Regions from separate parts of the Homo sapiens genome. Here all the other regions are linked to region 3. A link is a contact called in ENCODE Hi-C or POLR2A ChIA-PET data. All regions are on one chromosome and are shown on one strand. Each heading gives the region's core, a stretch centred on a gene start or an enhancer-like site at or near the end of the contact. The rest is flanking DNA. Distances are from core to core; before and after follow the strand shown.

Region 1 (3,773 bases), core at 357-2,856, 280 kb before region 3:
ACAGCTCGGCTTTACCCAAGATCCATCCTTGCTTGGCCCGTCCTTCCCTAATGCTCGTGGAGGTTTTTCCTGAAGGGCGCTCCCTGGAGAAATCACATGCCCCGGAATCCCTGTCTTAGGCTCTGCTTCTAGAACCTGAACTAAGACAGGAAGTAGGCCCCTACAGCGATGGCCCTGAAGAGCCTGGATTCCATGGTCTTTTACCTGGTGTCATAAATGGTTCCCCCAAGTCAGTCCAGTTTCTCTAGTTTCCCTGAGAACTTTGCCTGTGGCAGAGGCAGATCACAGAGGCTCCACTCCAGCACAGAGCAGGGAGACAGCAGGTCACACCACTGCCAGTTGAGTGCTCTGCCAGTTGATGGCAACTTTAGTAGGATGGATTCTTCCTAGGATGCACCTATGAGGCAAAGTGTTTTGTCCCAAGGGTCACAGGCTTACAATGATGGGCAGAGAGAAACCCATTTGCTTTGTGCAGACACCTAAAGGACTACTGTGAACGGGCTCTCCCTTACCAGGCTACTGCTGTCATCTGAAGTTCCAGTTTTAGAGATTTAGTTCTTGGTGGCACACAACTATAGTTCTAGCTACTTGGGAGACTGAGGCAGGAGGATCACTTGAGCCCAGGAGTTTGAGACCAGCCTGAGCAACATAGTGAGACCCCCTTCTCTATATTTTTGTTAAAAAGAGATTTAAATCTTTATGTTGAAACACAATCTGACTTATTACTGTGTCAGCCATTAGCAGTTTCACGTGAATTAATTTGTCCCAGAGTCCAGTGTGACAGCTGGTCCAGGCAGCATTGGATGGGGGCAGGGAGGAAAGTTAGGGCCAGAATAGAAGTTTGGGTGAGACGCTCATGCCATGGACTGGGGCAATGTGAGAGGCCACAGCCAAGGTCTGCCCTTTTCCCAGTTTTGCTGATCACAGTGGTAGTGAAAAAAAGATCCATTTTTAACGATCCTCCTTTTCTATTTCGGAGTCATACACAGTGATGGACACATAGCAGGACTTAAAAATGCTTGCTCTGCAACACGAAGACAACGACTGAATGACCCCACTTCCATGAGGTATCTAGAGTAACCAAACTCATAGAAACAGAAGCTAGAAGGCGGTTGCCGGGGTCCAGGGGGAGGAAAATGGAGAACTGTTGTTCAATGGTGATGGAAACGCTTTGGAGATGGGTTGTATAACAGTGTGACTATACTTAACACAACTGAGCCGTGCACTTAAAAATGGTTGATGGAAGCCCTGAAACTCTGTACGTCTATTACGCATCATTAAAAATATTGCTCAAAAAATAGTCGATGGCAAATTTTATGTTATGTATGTTTTACCACAGTATAACATTTTTAAACAGTGCATGCTTTTCAAAGACAATTTGGGCTTTTCATAGAGCAGATCCTCGGGAACTATTTGTTGACTTACTTGCAGAGCACATTCCTTTGGCAAACTCCCAAACCTAAGAGAAAGGCTCAAAAAGAAATAAGCAAAAAAAAGCATAAAGGCCCTGAAGCCCTTCAGAAACCTGTTTCCAAATTCTTCCAGATTCCAACTTCTCCCCTACTGAGGCTGTTCCCAAACCTGTCTCCACACGCCTCCCACTCCAAACCCAACCCTGCCCTGGCCCTGCCACATTTCCAGATTCTCTGTTGCTTCCCTCCTTTCAGATTCTACTTTTATCTTCTCAGATGTTAACTCTTTCCCCATCCAAAGCACAAAAAATTAGCCAGGCATGGTGGCATGTGCTTGTAATCCCCACTACCTGGGAAGCTGAGGTGGGAGGATTGCTTGACCCCGGAAGGTTGAGGCCGCAGTGAGCCGTGATTGTGACCATGTGACTGCACTCCAGCCTGGGTAACAGTGTGAGACACTGTCTCAAAAAAAAAAAAAATTGATTTGTCGTTATCAGTCCGTTTTCACGCTGCTGATAAAGACATACCAGACTTCGGGTAATTTATAAAGAAAAAGAGGTTTAATGGACTCACGGTGCCAAGTGCCTGGGGAGGCCTCACAATCATGGCAGAAGGCAAAAGGCACATCTTAAAGGGTGGCAGGGAAGAGAGAGAACCAAGCAAAAGGGGTTTCCCCTTATAAAACCATCAGATCTCGTGAGACTTTTTTACTACCAGGAGAACAGTATGGGGGAAACCTCCCCATGATTCAATTGTCTCCCACTGGGTCCCTCCCACAACACATGGGAATTATGGGAGCCACAGTTCAAGACGAGATTTGGGTGGGGACACAGCCAAACCATATCACTTGTAGAAAAAGTAATGCTTCAAAGCCTTCAATAGGGAATTGATAAATACATTAACTAACAAAGGAATACAACCAGCTATTAGACAAATGAGAGAGATCTCTGTGTTAGCAGGGAAAGATGATAAGGAAGACAAGGCAGGATATAGAAGAGTGATCCTCCCGCTTTGACTTCTCAAAGTGCTGGGATTGCACCATGCCTGGCCCTGTGGCAGACATCGAAAGGGCTGCTGTGAAGGAACTCTCCCTTACCAGACAACAGCTGTTATCTGAAATCCTACTTTTAGAGACTTAGTTCTCGATAGCACACACCTGTAGTCCCGTCTAAGCTGGAGACAGAGGCAGAGAATGGCTTGAACCCAGGAGTTTGAGACTGCAGTGAGCTGTGATAGTGCAACACGGGGCTGTGCTGTGAGTCCCGCCTACCCCTCCCCAGAGTGTAATCCAGGAAGATTTCCAGAGGAGCCTTGAGAGCTTTGACAATGTGTTAATGCCATTGGGAGACCCTGAAGGCTGGCCTCTGTCTCCATGGACTGGGGTCTAAGTGCTGTGAAAAAAATCTGAAGGCCGGAGAGGACTAAGTGTTTTGGAGGTGCTAGGGAGCTGCTGGACTGGGGATTCCCTGCTCCCCACATCTGCGGGAGCAGGAAGGCAGCTGTAGGGCTACTATGGTCTGAATATTTGTGTGCCTCCAAATTCATGTTGAAACTTCATCCCCAAAGCAACAGTATTGAGAGAGGTGGTGCCTTTAGGAGACGATTAGGCCATGAGGCTCCACCCCTCAAGGATGTGATTAGTGCCTTATAAAAGGGCTGAAGGGAACTAGTTAGGCCCCCCTTTTTGCCCTTCAGCCCTTCTGTCGGGGACAGAGCATTCGTCCCCTCCAAAGGACGAAGAGACAAGGTGCCATCTTGGAAGCAGAGGACAGCCCCCACCAGACATAAACCCACTAGGGCCTTGATCTTGGGCTTCCCAGCCTTCAAAATTGTAGGATATAAATTATCATTGCTGATCAATTACCCACTCTGTGGTATTGTGTTAATAACAGCAGGAATGGACTAAGAGACCATGATGTGTCTGGTCCAGGAGGCCCCAGCTGTGGGACACTGGGGGGTAACCTGGAAGTGTCTCAGGTTGACGAGGGGGCCATTGGGGATGGAGATGTATTTGCCCCATCAAGGGAACTCCCCCTCACAGGGGAGAGGGGCCAGCGGGGGATTTCTGAAAAGGCCCTGCAAGAGCATCAGCCTTAACAGTCTGCCAGAAACGGGAGCAGGGCCCAACTTGGGATGCCCCATTGCAATAGGAACTGTCTTCTGCCTCTGCTTCTCTTTCTCTGATGCCCTTTGACCCTCCACCTGGCAAGCAGTCAGGAAGAGAGTAAAGATCAGAAGAACCCATCATGCTTCCCACCCAAAAATAGTTCCACCCTGGGGAGGGAGGGAAGACATTCCTTTTACTGAATTGAGACTATGTTTGGGCCTTCAAGAGACTGCAGGAAGGCCTGAGTGATGCAG
Region 2 (3,516 bases), core at 792-3,291, 300 kb before region 3:
GACTCACTTCAACATTGACAATGTCATGTTCCAAGTGAGGCAGAGTAGAGGTCAGAGTTTTCGCTGGCTGAAAACTGATCATTTTCATGCCAAGCTGTTGAATGATTCTGGCCATTTCAATATGGCTGGGTTCCTTGGAGAAGACGCTGAGAAGAGGATTCCTGTGCTAATGATTGATGCAGAAAATCCTCTAGGAGCTTGGGGAGCAGGATAAGGAAGGGGAAGAAGCTAAGCACAGGTTCCATCTCCAGCCAAGTCTCAACCTAGGCTCAACCCCACAGGGGAGCTCTGGAATGTAAATTAAACCTTAGAGTCAGTTCGTACTTGAGGCAGGGGAGCTGGCCTTTCAGCCCCAGGCTGTGGTCAGTCATTGGTTAAGGGTCAACCTGGGCAAGGTGAGCTTCCAGGCGCCCACCCCCACCAGCTGTCTATGAGCATGGGCAAAGTGGCTCGGGTCACCCAGGAGAGTTTTCCTCAAGAAACCAGGTGTTGGGCACACGAGGGAGATTGGTGGTATCTGGGTGTGGCACCATCAATGTCTGCTGCATCGTAAGTTTGACCTGGACAAAATCTTCATGTCTGCGGCTATTCCATTTATCTGCCTTCTAGAGCTCCCCACCGTGAGATCTGGGTTGGGATAGGTAGTGGGAATTTGCTGATTTTGGTTGCCCAATTTCAATTCCCCATTTTAATCATTGTAATTTAATTATTAAAGCAATTTAGCAATATTAAAGTAATAGTAATTTCAGGAAACTCTTCTCTTTCTTGGTCTGTATCTGTTGGCAGAGATGATCAACACAGACCCCGGAGACGGGTGTATATGTCAAATTCTAGGCAATCAGCACATTCCTCTCTCTCTGGCCCAGTGACTGGTTCAGGGATGGTGCCTTGGCCAGCAGTCAGATACAAGGAATTACTCTGGCAGTTTTTAATCAGAAAGGTATTCAACACAAAGCAACAGGTGCTCATGAAATCACTGGAAGGACTGAAGGAGCAGGCTCTGGCTGGGTTTCCTGAAAGATGCCCATTGCCCACCAGTGATCAAACAAGAAGGCAGAGAGTGAGGAGGCCCCCACTAGAACCCCTGTATTCAAGAATACATCCAGTTGCTACAGGCTAGGGTTCTGAAGCTTTTCAACATCTGAGAAGCTAGAGACTGGACACTGAAACAACCGTCCTGGGCCAGGAGCCACAGCAAGAAAAGAGTGCCTCTCTCACGGCTGTCTTTCAAATCTCACCCTACCACATCCTGTGGCTGGGACCTGATGTGCTTGCAGAACCCCAGCTTAGAGGGAGGCTGTGGATGTATATTTCAGTTTTCCAGCCTTTGCAGTATACGGAAGCCCCAGAAGGAGGTCAGAGTGGGCTCTGTGGGCCAGCTCACCATGTCCCCTACCCTAGATGGGCACATAGCCCAACTCAAGCTACAGGGGTCAGGGCAGGACTTTGGTCTGGCTAACGAGGGGAAGGGAAGCCCTCTTTGTTTCCTGCTGGATGTGAACATGAGAGGAAGTAGGTTTGGAGCTGCTGGAAGCCATCTTGACATCATATAAGGTCTAAGAATGAGACTAGTACGTAGCAGAGGACAGAACCAGTTTGAGAGACCTACAGAGGCAAAGAGAGGGGAGGTGACTTATTTCAGATCATCTAACGGTGTGGGCGGAGGTGGATCTAGAACACCAATTGCCTGACTCCCAGGCTATGCCTTTCCCCACCATGCAGCCCCTGCCTCTGCTTAGAACCTGTGGTCGCTTTGCTCTGGTCAGCAGCACTCCTAGCAGCCACGGAAGGGTTTCAGAATCCCTCTTTATTAAATAAAGTAGCTGACTGATCTGACCCCTCCCAGCAAGTGGAGCTGCCTGTAGATGGGGCCTTAGCAGAAAAGCGCTCAGAACACATTTTTGCAGCAGACCTGGTGGAGCTAGGGTGTGTATGAATAACTTATAGCTGGAGCCTGCCCCGAGGAGCTCAGCACTAGCTTTGAAAACACCCTAGGGGTTCTCTCCGAGTGGCACAGTGAAATGTGGCCACACCGGTTCAGGCTATTTTAAGCTTCAGAAACCAAGAGAGGTGAGGGGGGGTGAACCAGTGGGCTCTGAGGGCAGTTGAGTTCCAGGCAGCTTTCTCTGTGCCTCCAAGGTCATCTTGGGCCCTTCCCCTGTCACTGGGACCTTGCCTTCCTCTTCTCTCTTCCTTCTGAAAGGATGGGAAGGAAGGGCCCTTCTGACTTCAGGGGGCTGAGCCAAGAAGGAGCCAGAGTGGGAGGGGCTGGAGCACCTGGTCCTGTGGACTCAGTTCAGGCAGTGAAAAGGCAAAAGCATTGCCAGCCAGATCCTGAGCAATATCTTCACACTTATTTATTATATTTATCTTATTGAATCCCCTTAATAATTCTTTGAGGTAGGTAAAACCATTCTCTCCATCTGTCACAGGAAAAAATAGAGGTGCAGAGAAAGTAAGTAGCCTGCCCAAGGTCATACAGCACAGCTGGGGTTTCAAACCAGGTGGGTCCAAACTCCTAACTACTATGCTGTGTGGCCTCAAAACCCAACAATAATCAGAGCTAACTTCACTACATATACACTACTTCCTATTCCTCCCAACTGCTCTAGAAGTTCCATGGCATAAGCCCCAATCTTCAGATTAGGAAACTGAAGCTCAAAGAGCTTAGAAAGTCTGCCCAAGGACATACAAGTGAAACACAGCCGCAGTTCCAGGACTTGAACCCACTTCTCTCGCCATGGCCTGGGTTCTTACTGTTGTATTGTGAACAGATTTTTAGTGTTCTGAAACAATTTCACATCTTTTCATAGGACACCAACTTCAATCCCCTCTTCATTTTACACTGCAGAAACTAAGGTTCTAAAAGTTTAGATGGCTTGTCCAAGGTCACACAACTAATGGCTAGATGGGCTAGAACCCAGACTATGGACTTTTCAGCAGTGTGTTAACAAACTTTTCTTTCCCATGGATTTACATTAGAATTTCAGGGATATTTTATCTTCCTTTCTAGCTAATCTTCATTTCACAGTGGCTTCCACGACTTTGGCTTTGGGTTTCTCTGTATGTTTGCCTTATCCTCTGTCAAATAGTTAATGATCTGTAATGCACAAAGAGGAGACTGAGGTAGGGTACCTGTAATTGCAGCAGATATTTCTATTAGGAATATCCTCCTTTTCAAAACCTGGACCTTCCTGTAATACAGTGTTGACACCAGAATCCTTTGCCACTGAACCACACTGTAATACATAGGCCCCACCATTGTGTCACTCATAATCCTTTGCCACTGAACTACACTGTAATACGTAGGCCCCACCATTGTGTCACCCATAATCCTTTGCTACTAAACTACACTGTAATATTATACAGGCCACACCATTGTGTCACCCATAATCCTTTGCCACTGAACTACATTGTAATACACTGGCCCCACCATTATGCCACTCATAATCCTTTGCCACTGAACCACACTGTAATATGTAGGCCCCACCATTATGTCACCCATAATCCTTTGCC
Region 3 (3,470 bases), core at 573-3,072:
GTAACTCTTATTCTTACTATTAGCCACCAAGATTGTCACTGTTTGCAGACTGAGACCTCATCTTAATCATTTTTTTAATCATAGAAAAATGTCAGGTACATGGCAGGCACCAAATCCATTTTTCTTTATAAATCTAACTTAAATGTATTTTCAAATCCTTCAGCCCCTTCAATAAACTGCTGTCCAAACAGCAGAACCAAGGAGACCCAAGAGGGTGGTTGAGAACCCTGAGATCTGGGGCTGAATCAGTTCTTCCACATATTAGCCATGGGACCTCAGAAAAAGTGCTCGACCTCTCTAAGCCTCAGTTTCCTCATCTGTAAAATGGGAAAACAACAGTACCTATGTCACAGGTGGTTGGGAGGATGAATGAAACAATGCATGTAAAATGCTAGGTGGCACAATCTAAATAGTCAAGAAATATTCCCATTATCACCACTGCCCACGAGACTAAGATAATATGCAACTGTCAACCTTTGCCGATATTTAAAAACCACATCCATATTTTAAAAAGATTTTGTAGAGACTGAAAAAAAGTTCCTGTAGTGATTATTTCTAAACATGTTGAACAGGAGCCCACATGTTGGGGCAACTGGTACACAGCTGGGTAAGAAGTCACTGCCCAGCTATTGTCTGAACTTTTTACTTTCATGAAGGGGGAAATGGACTGCAGCTGCTTCCCCTGAAAAGTGACATCATACAATTTGTGACTCACTTCTTGCCCAAATAAAAATCTTCCTAAAGGGCACACAGAGAAGACCTGAAAACCTCCCCCTCTTGCCTCTAGCAGCTGGGAGGGGGAAAGGGAGGCTCTGCTGGGCACTCAAGCGCTCCGCTGCGTCACCCAAGGCTCATGGCACTGCTAGACCAGGGCCTTTACTTTGCTATTGCAGAAACTTTAGCTTCTTCAGAGACGTTAAGTAACCTGTCCAAAGCCACACAGTTTACAGGTGGCAGAAGGTGGACTGTGAATCTAGGCAATGGCGGTACCAAGGGTGAAGGTCAGGCCGGCGAGACCCAAAAGGAGGAAATAGCCTGTAAGTTGAGACAACAGGGAGGGCCACGTCAACTAGCCCAGGAGCCCAGAAGTTCAAGAATAAAGATCTGGAAATGATACACCCACAATCACCCACAAGTAATTTTACTGCTCCATAAACCGCAAAGCTGTCACCTGGAGCCTAACACTCCACACGTCTAAATGTCTCCTGCCTGGTTTCCACCTCCTCAAGGTCCCTCTAAGAGCCCTGCAGCAAGGACGCTCAGCTCCAGTGTACTCAGACTTGACAGAGCCACTGCCGCGAAACGCGTACCATAATCAACTCTGTCCATCCCCGCCAACAGTCTGCGGGGATCACCGTGGTTCCCATTTAACAGAGAGAGGGTTGAGGTCCCACCGCCGGCAGGCAAGGGGTGGGGACCGGAACGCAGGCAAAGGAGCCCTCGCTGTTAGCCGCTGTGCCAGATCACGAGCCCTCCTCTCCTAAATCTCGAATAGTACGAGGTGTCCCCTAGCCCCCCGGCTAGGAGGGAAGGGAGGACAAGCTGAGCAAGGCAAGCGATGGAGAGAGCGGAACGGGCCCTCTTCCCAAAGTTTCAGCGCAGGCCGTCGGGGCCACTCAGTCCCACTCAACCAGGCTCCCCTAGACCACGCTGGGGGCGCAGGGGGGAACTAGGAAGCCGGCAGGAAGGAGGGAGGCAAGGCGCGCACGGCCGGCGGGCTGGAGAGGCGCCGGCCGAGGTGGGGGCTGCAGTTACCGTTCCCACGGCGGTAGGGCGGCTGGGACTGGCACAGTCTCTCTCCGTCGCTCCGCAGCAAGGGTCTGGGGCCCCTTTAGCGAAAGCGAAACTAAAAGTCTCGGCGCTGCGGAGGGAGGAGCCGCCCTGGGTAGGGCCGGGCGGGGCTTGCACCGCCCCTGGCTCGGGGTAGTGCGCTCCGCAGGGGTGGAAGAGCCCAAAGCGACCCGTGTCCCCGCACGCATAGTCCCTGGAGGGCGCTCTCTGCAAAGCTGGCCGCGCGCTCTGCCAAGTTGGCCCCTCGCTCTACAAAGTTGAGCCCGCGCGCGGGAGAACGCGCACAGCAAAGTTTGCAGTTTCCCGGGACAGCCGAGCCGCCGCGGGTTGTTCCGGGAAAAAAACAAATCTGCCAAACTGGCCGCGCTCCAAGTGACCCAAAGAGCGCAGATTTCGCGGCGGCGCTCAGTGATGGGGCGCTCGTGTGGTCACCTCCACTTCCCCGCCCCCAGTGTACACCTCGACCTGGGCCTTCACATCAACTCGGAGACCCCTTTCCCATAGCCAGAGGCTCTCCCCTAGCGAAACCTGGATCCCAGCTGGAACTGCTGGCGTCCCCCTGGGGGACTCCACGCCTACATTAGCATGCGTACCCCACAAGGCTGATCCGCTTCGGGCCCGCTGTGGCATCCACTGTGGTCTCCTAGACGTTGCTTTGCGGGGGGCGCCCTCCTGCGCGCGTGGGCGTAGGACGCTCCCTCAGCTTTGAAGGAAGTACCCACCCAGCAGCCCAGCTTGCTGGTGGAGATGCTGCTCCTGGATCTTTCGGGAAATATTTGTTGTGCGCCCCCGTGTGTCAGGGACTGGGTATGCGGCCGGGAGTCAGTCAAACACGGGAGAGACTGAGCACTTCCACGGATTCTAGTTCACCCCAACCCCACAGCATACGCACACACACACACACACACACACACACACACGGACACACGGATTCCAGTTCACCCTGACCCCACAAAACACACACACACACACACGGATTCCAGTTATCCAGTTCACCCTGACCAAACACACACACACACGGATTCCCGTTCACCCTGACCCCACAAAAGACATACACAGGCATTCCAGTTCACCCTGACCCCACAAAAGACATACACAGGCATTCCAGTTCACCCTGACCCCACAACACACACACACACGCATTCCAGTTTACCCTGACCCCACAACACACACACACACGGATTCAAGTTCACCCCGACCCAACACACCCACACACAAACACACAGATTCTAGTTCATGAAACCCACCACACACACGGATTCATACACACACACGCACCTAGTTCACCCTGACCCCACAACACACACACACACACACACACACACACACACACACACACGTCTTTCTTCACCCTGGCTCAGGGAAGCAACTAAACTCAATCACACTGAGGTGTAAAATATCTGAGAAGAAATTGTAGTTTTATTCATATCAGAGACACAGTATTTACTTTTAGGAACCACCAAATCCTTGCGTGAATGGAGTACATGCTTAGTGGTCGGATACCAGGCAAGAACGCCATCTTCTCTTTCTGTTTGCTTGCTTTCCCGTGGGCCTGAGACTTCAGTATTTGTCGCTCAAATCTCTCCAGGTGAGGATGCTTCCTTGGTTTGAAAAAAAAAGACTGACCCCTGGCAAGTGTAAGGGAATAATTATAATTGATTAACTTACGGGAAAATCCT
Region 4 (3,531 bases), core at 752-3,251, 480 kb before region 3:
CCTGTAGCCTGTACCTATTCTTTTAGACCTTCCTCTTGAGATTATCTCTGATGCCTCTTCCCACTTTACTGAGATCTAGACTCTTACCATTTTCATACCTCCCTTATAAATTATAAGATGTTATACATTTAATAATAATAGCAGTAAACATGTATATGCTGATAATTAGGTGCCTGGTATATTACATTTATTAGTTCATGGATTCTTCACAAGAACTCTCTGTGACATGTGCTGTTATCCCCATTGTACAGATGAGTTACCTGAAGCGCAGAGAGAGAAAAAGTAACTTGCTCAAGGCCACATGCTAACAAATGCAAAGTTAAAATCTGAGCTTTGTGAGTGGAGCTTTAGAGCTTTTTCAAATACGGTTATTAGAAATGAACCAGTTACAAGGTGTTAAATTTACCTAAAAATATGAGGAATAGGGTAGAAAATTGGTTTCTCTTTTTTGCTTCATCCTGTCAGAACAGTGACAGCACGGGTGAGTGGAATAATCATAATTCTGATGTCTGGTATTTGGAAGATACCCATTGGCATTTGCCAGCTCTGTTGTCTTGGCCAAGTCAACCTCTTTGAGTGAAAGATTTTTCACCTTAGAGTGACAATACTTACCTGATGGAACTGTTTGTGGACATTAGGACATTACACAAATGTCAGATGTTATTTTAAATCAAGGTTAATTTTTGGTTATACACATGATGTTTTTAATTCCAAATAAAATACTTTGTGAGTCAGGTTAACTCTAAAACAACTAAATTTTTTTCTTAACTTTTTTCTTCATCTAATTTTCTATGAAGAAAACTTCCTTTTACTTTCTTTGAAATTTTAATGAATGCATCTATTTCCAAATCTTTGTTTATACATTCCCTCATTTTTCCCCCAGCTTTATTGAAATATAACTGATAAAATTGTATATATTTAAAGAGGTACAATGTGATGATTTGATATACATCGTGAAATGATTACCACAATCAAGTTAGTTACCACATCGGTCACATCACAGTTACCTTTGTGTGTGTGTGGTGAGAACATTTAAGATCTACTGTCTAAACAAATTTCAAGTGTACAATATGATATTATTAACTGTTATCACCATGGAGTATATTAGATCCCCAGAACTTACTCATTTTATAACTGAAAAGTCTGTAGGCTTTGGCCAATATCTCCCCTTTTCCCTCACCCCCTGTGCCCTGGCAAGCACCATTCTTCTCTTTATTTCTGTTCTTTGATTTTTGAACACATCAATATTACTGTCTAAGGTTCCAACCAAATTTTTTTTTTTTTTTTGAGGTGGAGTTGTGCTGTGTCACACAGGCTGGAGTGCAGTGGCGCGACCTCAGCTCACTGCAACCTCTGCCTCCTGGATTCAAGCAATTCTCCTACTTCAGGCTCCCAAGTAGCTGGGACTACAGGTGCCTACCACTACACCCGGCTAATTTTTGTATTTTTAGTAGAGACAGGGTTTTGCCATGTTGGCCAGGCTGGTCTTGAACTCCTGACCTCAAGTGATCTACCTGCCTCAGCCTCCCAAAGTTCTGGGATTACAGGCGTGAGCCACTGCGCCTGGCCCAAAAATTCTTTATTTTATTTTTTTGAGATAGGGTCTTGCTCTCTTGCCCAAGCTGGAGTGTAGTGGGTGTGATCTCAGCTCACTGCAGCGTCAACCTCCTGTGCTCAAGTTGTCCTCCCACCTCAGCATCCCAAGTAGCTTGGACAACAGGTGCGCACCACTAGGCTCAGCTAATACTTTTGTGGTTTTTTTGTTTTAGAGATGGGGTTTCACGATGTTGCCCAGGCTAGTCTGGAACTCCAGAACTCAGGCTATCCACCCACACTGGCCTCCCAAAGTGCCAGGATTACAGGCATGCACCACTGTGCCTAGCCTAAAATTCTTTTTTTTTTTTTTTTTTTTTTTTGAGACGGAGTCTCGCTCTGTCACTGAGCTAGAGTGCAGTGGCGGATCTTGGCTCACTGCCACCTCCGCTTCCCAGGTTCAAGCGATTTTCCTGCCTCAGCCTCCTGAGTAGCTGGGACTACAGGCACGCCCTACCACACCCAGCTAATTTTTGTATTTTTAGTAGAGACGGGGTTTCACCATGTTTGCCAGGGTGGTCTCGGTCTCTTGACCTCATGATCCACCCGCCTCCACCTCCCAAAGTGCTGGGACCAAAATTCTTAATTAAGAACAGTTGTCTGTATATAGAATATGCATTTGGCACATAAGTAACAAATTGAGTGTTTACTGCTTTTCACTTCCCCCTCCCTTTGTTGTTCACTTGTGAACTATAGGCAGGACTCTTGTGTCTCAAGTAGTTTTCTGTAGCAATTGAGTATGCCTCACATAAATGATCTAAGTTAAACCACTGTGTCATAAAAGGCTTGAATAAACATGCATATATTTGCCTTTTTTCCAAACATTTGTATGATTGTTTCCTCACTGATTCCTAGGCTCAGCTGTCACCTTCTCAGAGAGGCCTATCTAGACTACTTATCTAAAATAGCAGCTCAAGTCACTCTCTGGCTTTTCGCTCTCCTTTATTTTTCTTAATAGGATTTAATCACCAGCTGACATTTTATTATATATCTAGGGTCCATTTTTATTTTATCCCCTAGAATGTAAGTTCCACGAGGGCAGGGACTATTTGCTGACATATTTCCCACATAAAATAGATGCTGAGTAAGTACTGGTTGAGTTAATGAGTGATCTTCAAAGTAGAAGGTGGAAAGGCCTGGGGCTTTGGAAGTATACCTGGATCCAAAACAAAATTGAAAGTTCAACTGCTTACTAGCTGTGTGACCTGGAACAAGTCTTAGGCTTCAGTTTTGTTTTGCTGTTAATATTTTTATTTTATTTTTAGAGACAAAGGTCTTATTCTGTTGCCCAGGCAGGAGTGCAGTGGAGCTCACTGCAGCCTGGAACTCCTGGGATCAAGTGCTTTTCCTGGGACTCCTGGCATGAGCCATCATGCCTAACTAGTTTTTTTTTTTTTTAATTCGTAAAACAGAAGTGATGGTAATGATAATAATTTCATAGACTTATTTTGAATACTAAATGAAATAATACACTTTTTTAAATTAAAAAAGCTAAATTTAGCCAATAGCAAGTGTGCAATAAATGTTAGGTTACAGCTATTGCTAATTAGTCCTAGAGTACTTGCTGTTAGCTTTCTTAGGCATCTTACATTTCTAAGCACTTTGCAGGCAGTTTTTGAGACTTTATTTCTGTTTTTCTAGGGGAATTCAAGATGATATTTCTGCTTAGATTTTATTTTGCTGTTTTACATTGACTGTACATTATAACTATTAGACTATCATTAAAATATTTTTAAAATCTGAAGCAAGACTTTTCAACTTTAGCAGTATCGCCACTTGGGGCCAGATTCTTTGTTGTTGTTGGAGTTGTCTTGTGCATTGTAGGATGTTTAGCAGCATCCCTGGCCTCCATCCACTAGATGCCAGTAGCAGCCCCTACCCTTGTTAGGACAACCAAAAATGTCTTCAGACAAATGCCTGGAAGGGCAAAATTGCCCG
Region 5 (3,354 bases), core at 258-2,757, 340 kb before region 3:
GCACAGTCAAAAAAAGATGCTCAAAATTTGGTGAGTTACACATGGGCTGGATATACAGCAGACTTTAAGTAAATACTATGTGAAAACAATAACAATAAAACACAGATCTGTGGCAAGAGATGCCATTTCCAGCTCTCTCTTGATGATTTTATTTGAGGGTAAAGGACTTTTAGCAGTTTGGGGGGAAAAAGCTGCACGAAGTAGGTGACTCTTGTCTCTTTTTCCAGCCCACGTTCATCATCTCCGGAGAAAACAACTCCTGTGGCTTGAAGCCTTTAATGGAGCCAGTTCTCCCCCACAGGCTGTCTTCACTTCCAGGGAGGGAGGGTTATTTACTGCATGCTTCATCATTGACGATCTGCATGGAGAGAACACAGGAATCACATTCACTTTGAGCCGCTGAGTGGCCTGGACGGGAGCCATCTGTGTGCACTCTTCCTTTATCTCGTGTGTGTGTCGGGGGTAGCCAGGAGTGCATTTTAGAAAGAAATACTTGGAAAAGTTAATGAAACAGCACAAAATGTAATTCCCAGTTCAATATCGAGTTGCCATTTGTTGTTCATTTTAGTTTGTATTTTGTGCGTTTTGCCAAGGACTCACATAAGCTTTGCTTTTTTTGAATTAGGATTATAAATCACGTGGAAACTCTGGTGACATTTAAAAAAAATTGAACGCAGCACCTGTCTGTTTTAAACATTAGCAATGCTGAAATTGGTTTTCATATAACTGTGAGCTATAATAACTTTCACCTACTTGGAATTGGTTTGTAATTTTGACATGAACTGATGAGAGCCAAAATATTGTTAAGCTTCCCCCTGCCTTCCAGACCCAGTTTGGATTTGAGGGATTCTGGAGATTTGTGATTTGAAAGTAATCATTGTAAAACACATCATCATTAATCAAATTACTGAGACCACAGTGTACAGGGTGTTCCATTCCCAGCTTTCGGGAATCATCCCATCAATTCTAATCTGGCCATTGTCACTAGGGTAGACAAAGAATCAATCAAATCAACAAGTATTTATCCAGAGCTTAGTACGCACTTAGCACAGTTCCAGGGTACTATTTGGAAGGAGGGTAGGAGAGGGTAGAAGATGTGTAAGACACATTCCTTCATTATCTGAACAAGCAAGGAGGAAAATGGCAATTGTTTCTTCAAAATGCTGCCTGCCTTGATCATTAGCTTTGAATAGCTGTATGATTTCAAGTTGCAAGGTTAGAAATGTAACTGCTTTGTACTTTCAAAGTGAAATGAGTTATTTGGTGAGAAAAATCCCTCACATTTATTGTACTGGTCTGGTGTTTTCTTTTGACAATTGCTGCTGATTTTGGCAGCATAGGAAAGACCCTACATCCTGTCTGCTGAGGAGCACAACAGTATAGAAAGGGCTTCAAAGGAATTATTTCCCCCCTGGCATCCCCATTGCTGAGTGAGTGGGCAAATGACCAGCAAGGCCCTGCTTGCCAGTTGGTATTGTGCCTCCTCATAAGGAAGCTGACCAGCAGGCAGATAGACAGACATTGATGTTCTGCCCGCGTTCCTGGAAAAGGGGGAAGCGGCCAGGTTACATAATGGTCTGACTTTTTAGAGAAGTCCAGTTTTCCAAAAAATAAATCCACAACTGTGAAGTAGAAGGGAAACTTTCTCCTGTACTGCCAGAAGGCATTTCAAAGCATCTGTAATTATTTTTAACAGTTTCATTGAGGTATAATCTACATAGCAGAAAATTCATGCACTGTAAGTGCACAGTTAAATAAGTTTCAGAAAATGTGTCCATTTGTACAACCATACAACCATCACTACAATTCAGTTTTAGAAAACTTCCAATACCTCAAAACATTCCCTCCTTTGGAGTATTCATCCGTTCTCATGCTGCTGATAAAGACACACCCGAGACTGGGTAATTTATAAAGAAAAAGAGATTTAATGGACTCACAGTTCCACATGGCTGGGGAGGCCTCACAATCGTGGCGGGAGGCAAAAGACACCTTACATGGCAGCAGGCAAGAAACAGAATGAGAATCAAGCAAAAGGGAAAACCCTTTACAAAACCATTAGATCTCCTGAGACTTATTCACTACCACAAGAACAGTATGGGGGAAACTTCCACCATGATTCAATTATCTCCCACTGGATCCCTCCTACAACACATGGGAATTATGGAAGTTACAATTCAAGATGAGATTTGAGTGGGGACACAGCCAAACCACATCACTTGGCTTGTTTGCAGTCAATCCCCACTCTCACTCGCCGGCCCAAGCAACCATTGATCCGCCTTTTGTTTATAAAGCTCTTATGAATGGGATCATACAATATGCTGTCTTTTGTGTTTGGCTTCTTTCACTTAGGATAATGTTTTCAAAGTTCATCCATGTTGTTTCATGTATCAATACTTCATCGCTTTTTATCACTGAGTAGTTCCATTGCATGGATGGACCACTTTGTTAATCCATTTCTCAGTGGATGGATGTTTAGCTTGTTTCCTTTTTTTACCAACACGTCCACTGTCACTGATAATTTTAAGTAAGACATGACACTAACATTAAAATGGAAAATTATCTACTTCCAATCTTGTTATGCATGTCACTACACTAGTTCTGAAAGACTGTTATATTAGTTTCATGCAATATAAACTACATTGGGAAGTAGGAAATTATCAAGTGGATATTTTGTCCAATCAAAACTTCAGTTATGCAAGATGAACAGGACCTTAGAGCCTTGAAATGAGCAAGCTTTCCCCAAAAGTAAAAGAAATTTTCCCAAAGACAGTCTTACTTTTTTCTACCTTACCATATCTGCTTTCTCACTCTTGAAATACTTCATGTACTTTATCCATTTGTGCATTCATTAATTCATTCATTCCTGTTTATTCCATAAATATTTAGTGGACATTTTCTCTGTGTTAAGGCAGGGTGCTAGGTGCTATAGTACATATAAAAAGAAATCAGACATGATCATAACTGGTTCTGTACAGATACCCAAGTCAGTTTTTTAAGTATTTTTGACTGAGACTCACAGTAAAAAGTACATATTACCTGTACATATGTAACTGAGATAAAAGTTTCATAAAATGATACTTCACATTACTGTGTGTGATTCAATATTATTTTCTATCTCATTTTAAAAAATAGTTGATTGCAACCCACTGAACTGATTTTACCACCCACAAATAGGTTGCATCCTGCAATTTCAAAAAGTTTCACTAAAATAGTAATATTTCGGGATAAGGAACAGAGGACAATGCTTACTATCTAGGAGGAACAGAGAACAAGAGGATTGTATGGGAGTTGATGGCGGGGGATATAAAGGTTCAGGGGAGGGCCTACTTAGTGATATAGGTGACCCAACCGCTC
Region 6 (3,845 bases), core at 1,044-3,543, 360 kb before region 3:
TTTTTTTTTATTTTGCCTCCATCCTTTCTCTTTGCTTTCATAACAGCAGAAATCATTACTTAGAAATTAAAATGAAATTTCTCTGGAAAGCAAAAGGAAATATGTCTTGACAAACTGTCATTCTCCTCTCTCTGGCTGGTAGTGTGTTCCTGTTCCCGGGAAAGGGATGGGAGCCACGATGATCGATTTTAATCCCCTCCTAATGCTTCTCCCTTCCCCTAACCCACCCATCTTCCACTCCGGTCCTCTCAGAGAGTGTCAAAAACCACCTGGTGGGGGAAAAAAATCTAAAGATGCATCACACGCACACACAAAAGAAGGCCGGACCACAAACAGAAAAAAAAAAAAAAAAAAAAAAGAAGAAGAAAGAAAAGAAAAGAAAAAAAAAACAACAAGGAACATCAGCAAGCCACTCTCCCATCCCTTCCCAAACTTTCCTTTTTGTGCAACGGTCCGTGGCTTTTCTCTTTGCCTCGGATGATTCAGACGAGGATTGTGGGCTTCGAGTTCACCTGCTATCGGTCTTAAGTAAACACAGATCTCCTCGTTCCCCTGGGAAGCCGTGCCCGGAGTCCGCGCCCCGCGCCGGGCCCTACACCTTGGATTCCGAGGCGAAGCCGGGGCGGCACGGCTCGTCCAGGCTCGAGTCGCTGTCCGCCGCCGCCCCGCCGTTGCAGCCGGCCCAGGGCTCCAGCAGGCGCGCGGGCGGCGTGGCCCCGACGACATCGTCGTCGTCGTCGTCCGAGGCGGCCCCGGGCGATGGCGGGGGTCCGGGCCGGGCCAGACAGCCCGAGGCGCGCGGCCGGTCTCCGTGGGTCGCGTGGCGCCGGCGGGCAGCCCTGCGCGCGCAGCAGAGCAGTCCCTGGAAGGCCTTGCGGAAGTCGGGGCTGCGGCAGTAGATGATGGGGTTGAAGGCCGAGTTGGCGTAGCCCAGCCAGTTGAAGAAGACGAAGAGGCGGTCGGGCACCAGCTCGCGGTGGAAGGCCTTCACCACGTTGGCCAGGAAGAAGGGCAGCCAGCAGAGCGTGAAGACGCCCATGATGATGCCCAGCGTCTTGAGCGCCTTCTGCTCGCGCAGGGCCACGAGGCGCGAGGGCCGCCGCTTACCCGCACGCCCGTTGGCCAGCGGGGCGGTGGCGGCGGCGGCGGCGGGGCGCGGGGGTCCGGGCGGCGGCGCGGGCGCGGGGACGGGCGAGGGCGAGGGCGAGGGCGGCCGCGCTGGGCCGCCGAGGAAACGGCGCTCGCAGCTGTCGATCTTCTTCACCTGCTTCTGGGCCTCGCGGAACACCCGCAGGTACACGAAGGCCATGATGCACAGGGGCACGTAGAAGGAGACTACGGACGAGGCGATGGCGTAGGCCCGGTTGGTGACGAAGTCGCAGCACTTGGGGTCGTTGTAGCAGCGGCGCGCCTCGTCGCTCTCCGCCCGCCACCAGTGCATGAGGATGGGCAGGAAGGACACCAGGGCCGAGATGGCCCACACGGTGCACACGAGGCCCCGCGCCCGCGCGCGCGTCAGCAGGCTCTGGTAGCGGAAGGGCGAGGTGATGGCGAGGTAGCGGTCCAGGGCAATGACACACAGGGTCTCGATGCTGGCCGTCACGCACAGCACGTCCACTGAGGTCCACAGCTCGCAGAAGAAGGAGCCGTACTCCCAGCGGCCCCACACCACGATGGTGGCCCCGAACGGCACCACCAGCAGCCCCATGACCAGGTCGGCGCTGGCCAGGGACATGATGAAGAGGTTGGTGAGCGTCTGCAGCCGCGGCGTCTTGGCGATGGCCACGATCACCAGCACATTGCCCGCCACGATGAGCAGCACGATGAGCGCCATCAGCAGACCCATGCCCGCTGTCCACTGCTGAGACAGCGGCTCGGGGCTTTCGCTGGCGGGAGGCAGCAACGAGGCGGGCGGCGACGCGGGCACCAGCAGCCGCGCCGCGGTGGCCGCGCCGTCGGGGAGCGGTGCGGCCGACGACAGGTTACCGGGCTCGGAGGCGCCCAGGACGAGCACCCCCGCGCCCATGCCGAGCTGCGGAGGCCGGGGGCGGGGGGTGTGGCAGGGCTGGGCCGTGGTTGGGGAACACCCCAGAAGCCCGGGCGGCGTGGTGCGCAGAGGGAGGTCGCGGCCGGGTCAGGGCAGCCGCGGCGCGGGGCCGGAGGCATGGGCGCCGGGCGCCTTTCCCGCAGGAGCCGAGCGCTGTCGCTGCCGCTGCCGCCGCCGCCGCCGCCGCCGCTGCTGCTGGAGCCGCTGCCGCTGCTGGAAGAGCCGCCGGGACTTCAGCATGTTTCTGAGCGCGCCGGGCCCGCAGCTCCGGCACCCAGCACCCACCCCACCCCGCTCCCACTCCCCAAGCCAACCCCCGGGGCCTCGCGTCAGGCTCCTGCAGCCAATCCGGGCAAAGGCACGCCCCCGTCTGGTCTGCACCCCCACCTCCAACTCCCCGCACCCCCCTCCCGTTGGCAATTGAGCGGCTCCTGAGAGTCCCGAGCTGATCGCGTAGCTAGTGCCTCCCGTGCGCCCGCGGGTTCCTGCGGACGCACCCCTTCCTGCGCCCGCTGGTTCCTGGTCCCTGTTCCCCCGCGCCCCCTTCCGCGCCTGGCTCCCCCCGGGGCCCCGTCCCCTCCCTCAGCCCCCACTCGCTCCCGCACCCACTCCTGCGCCCCGTTTGCCTCCCGCACCCGCTCCTGCGCCCCGTTTGCCTCCCGCACCCGCTCCTGCGCCCCGTTTGCCTCCAGCACTCGGCTCCCTCCTGCGCCCCCGCTCCCCCCGCATCCCCTCGACCTGCAGTTCCGGGGTTCTCTGCGGAACAGAGCGCTAGCTCCCTTGAGCGGGGAGGGGACCTTGGTGTTCAGGAAGCGCCAGAGCGCCTGGGACAGCTTGTCCGCCAGGCTTGGAGGAGTTTGCCCTGCGAGCTTGGTTGTGATGTGGGGCAGCCTAGCAGGGTGTGTGTAAAACCCTTCCCCCGTCAAGACGGGACCCAGCCAGCATGCGTCGTGACAGCTTGGGGGATTGGAGGTGGGTGTTAGTGGTTAGAAGAAACTTCCCAGCAGAGCGGGTTGCTGGAGCCAAGCGCGCATCTGTCAAGAATGCTCTCTGGGCGCTGTTCTTGCAAGGATCCTCTGTTGAACCTCGAGTGCAGTAGATGTGGAAAGGAAGCGAAGGTTTGTGCATCTAACAGCTAACGCTGAGGGCCCTTTGGAATCGTACACACTCCTCAGTCCTAGCTAATGAACGTGTGAGCATGATGCAAAAATGTATGCTCATGATATGAAAGGAGAGGCTTAGGGAGACAGAAACGTTGAGATACAGAGTAAACGATACCACCGCGAGGGGGAAAAAACGCGTTTAATTACATTTTAGACTTTTCAATGATAACACCTGTATTTTGTGTTTTATTACTCATGTGATTTTATAATTTGAGCTGGGTCAATACAAACAAAAAGGTACTGTCAGTTTATGCTGACGTAATGAACTGCGATTTCAGATTCCTTGGTCTGCGTGCTTGTTTTCTCCTTTGCCCAAGTTCCCAGATTCTCAAAACTCTGAGATTAGTTTTGAAGGGATGAGACAAGAAAACATATAAATACTCCAGAGGATTAAAATCCAAAAGCATTTAAAGTTGTATCTGTGGTTTTTTTTTTTTTTTTTTTTGAGTTGGCAAATGAATTGCTTTGAAATTAGTGAGTTGTTAACCTGGCAAAAAGGATTATACTGGGGGTGAGGGGACAAGAAAGCCATGAATATGCAATATGGCAGGACTGCAAGCCCCTTCTCTAATTTGGCTCCTGTAGTGTCCTCAGCTCAGGCCTGAAATAAAAAAAAAAATAAAAAAATTAAAAAA

What was found. Hi-C counts contacts between places; a loop is a spot of excess contacts on that map. ChIA-PET counts read pairs that join two places held with the same protein, here RNA polymerase II (POLR2A). Pooled maps may share reads with other maps.
Region 1: a pooled map shows a loop between it and region 3 (9-fold over the local background). The contact joins the enhancer-like site here to the promoter of CASP7 in region 3. A Hi-C loop is called at or near these places in 3 of 168 maps with a recorded cell type or tissue (CD4-positive, alpha-beta T cell, CD8-positive, alpha-beta T cell and naive thymus-derived CD4-positive, alpha-beta T cell), 25 of 37 single-sample maps with no recorded cell type and 14 of 50 pooled maps. POLR2A ChIA-PET finds 5 or more read pairs at or near these places in 2 of 52 experiments (CD4-positive, alpha-beta memory T cell and activated CD8-positive, alpha-beta T cell).
Region 2: a loop to region 3 is called in a map with no recorded cell type, with 6 times the contacts of the local background. The contact joins the enhancer-like site here to the promoter of CASP7 in region 3. A Hi-C loop is called at or near these places in 3 of 37 single-sample maps with no recorded cell type and 4 of 50 pooled maps. POLR2A ChIA-PET finds 5 or more read pairs at or near these places in 1 of 52 experiments (A673).
Region 4: POLR2A ChIA-PET joins it to region 3 with 13 read pairs in GM10248. The contact joins the enhancer-like site here to the promoter of CASP7 in region 3. POLR2A ChIA-PET finds 5 or more read pairs at or near these places in 3 of 52 experiments (GM10248, activated CD8-positive, alpha-beta T cell and activated naive CD8-positive, alpha-beta T cell).
Region 5: a loop to region 3 is called in a map of B cell, with 4 times the contacts of the local background. The contact joins the enhancer-like site here to the promoter of CASP7 in region 3. A Hi-C loop is called at or near these places in 2 of 168 maps with a recorded cell type or tissue (B cell and endothelial cell of umbilical vein), 19 of 37 single-sample maps with no recorded cell type and 9 of 50 pooled maps. POLR2A ChIA-PET finds 5 or more read pairs at or near these places in 1 of 52 experiments (activated T-cell).
Region 6: a loop to region 3 is called in a map of endothelial cell of umbilical vein, with 5 times the contacts of the local background. The contact joins the promoter of ADRB1 here to the promoter of CASP7 in region 3. A Hi-C loop is called at or near these places in 1 of 168 maps with a recorded cell type or tissue (endothelial cell of umbilical vein), 1 of 37 single-sample maps with no recorded cell type and 5 of 50 pooled maps.

What each region holds. Positions count from the first base shown.
Region 1 is chr10:113,954,889-113,958,661 of GRCh38, reverse strand. It overlaps LOC124902507 (a long non-coding RNA gene), which reads left to right. Exons shown (of 2, transcript XR_007062296.1): 2 at 980-1,300. Among named protein-coding and RNA genes, the nearest start is that of ADRB1, 87 kb to the left of the region's middle. Within about 2 kb of position 1,606, at least 3 of the 41 ENCODE cell types and tissues checked have a DNase peak (open chromatin) inside an H3K27ac peak, as active enhancers do.
Region 2 is chr10:113,981,481-113,984,996 of GRCh38, reverse strand. No RefSeq gene overlaps it. Among named protein-coding and RNA genes, the nearest start is that of ADRB1, 61 kb to the left of the region's middle. RefSeq lists enhancers at 1,501-1,570, 1,671-1,750. Within about 2 kb of position 2,041, at least 11 of the 41 ENCODE cell types and tissues checked have a DNase peak (open chromatin) inside an H3K27ac peak, as active enhancers do; they include A673, where a contact is called at or near this core.
Region 3 is chr10:113,678,264-113,681,733 of GRCh38, reverse strand. CASP7 (caspase 7) reads right to left here and starts at 1,822. Exons shown (of 7, transcript NM_001227.5): 1 at 1,756-1,822. RefSeq lists an enhancer at 947-1,236.
Region 4 is chr10:114,158,026-114,161,556 of GRCh38, reverse strand. The region is part of intron 2 of CCDC186 (coiled-coil domain containing 186); the gene reads left to right. Among named protein-coding and RNA genes, the nearest start is that of MIR2110, 14 kb to the left of the region's middle. Within about 2 kb of position 2,001, at least 2 of the 41 ENCODE cell types and tissues checked have a DNase peak (open chromatin) inside an H3K27ac peak, as active enhancers do.
Region 5 is chr10:114,019,509-114,022,862 of GRCh38, reverse strand. LOC105378492 (a long non-coding RNA gene) reads right to left here. Exons shown (of 3, transcript XR_946332.1): 3 at 168-358. Among named protein-coding and RNA genes, the nearest start is that of ADRB1, 23 kb to the left of the region's middle. Within about 2 kb of position 1,507, at least 2 of the 41 ENCODE cell types and tissues checked have a DNase peak (open chromatin) inside an H3K27ac peak, as active enhancers do.
Region 6 is chr10:114,042,314-114,046,158 of GRCh38, reverse strand. It overlaps ADRB1 (adrenoceptor beta 1), which reads right to left and starts at 2,293. Exons shown (of 1, transcript NM_000684.3): 1 at 1-2,293. The coding sequence starts at 2,026. The coding sequence ends at 593. RefSeq lists silencers at 2,196-2,255, 2,326-2,605 and an enhancer at 2,876-2,925.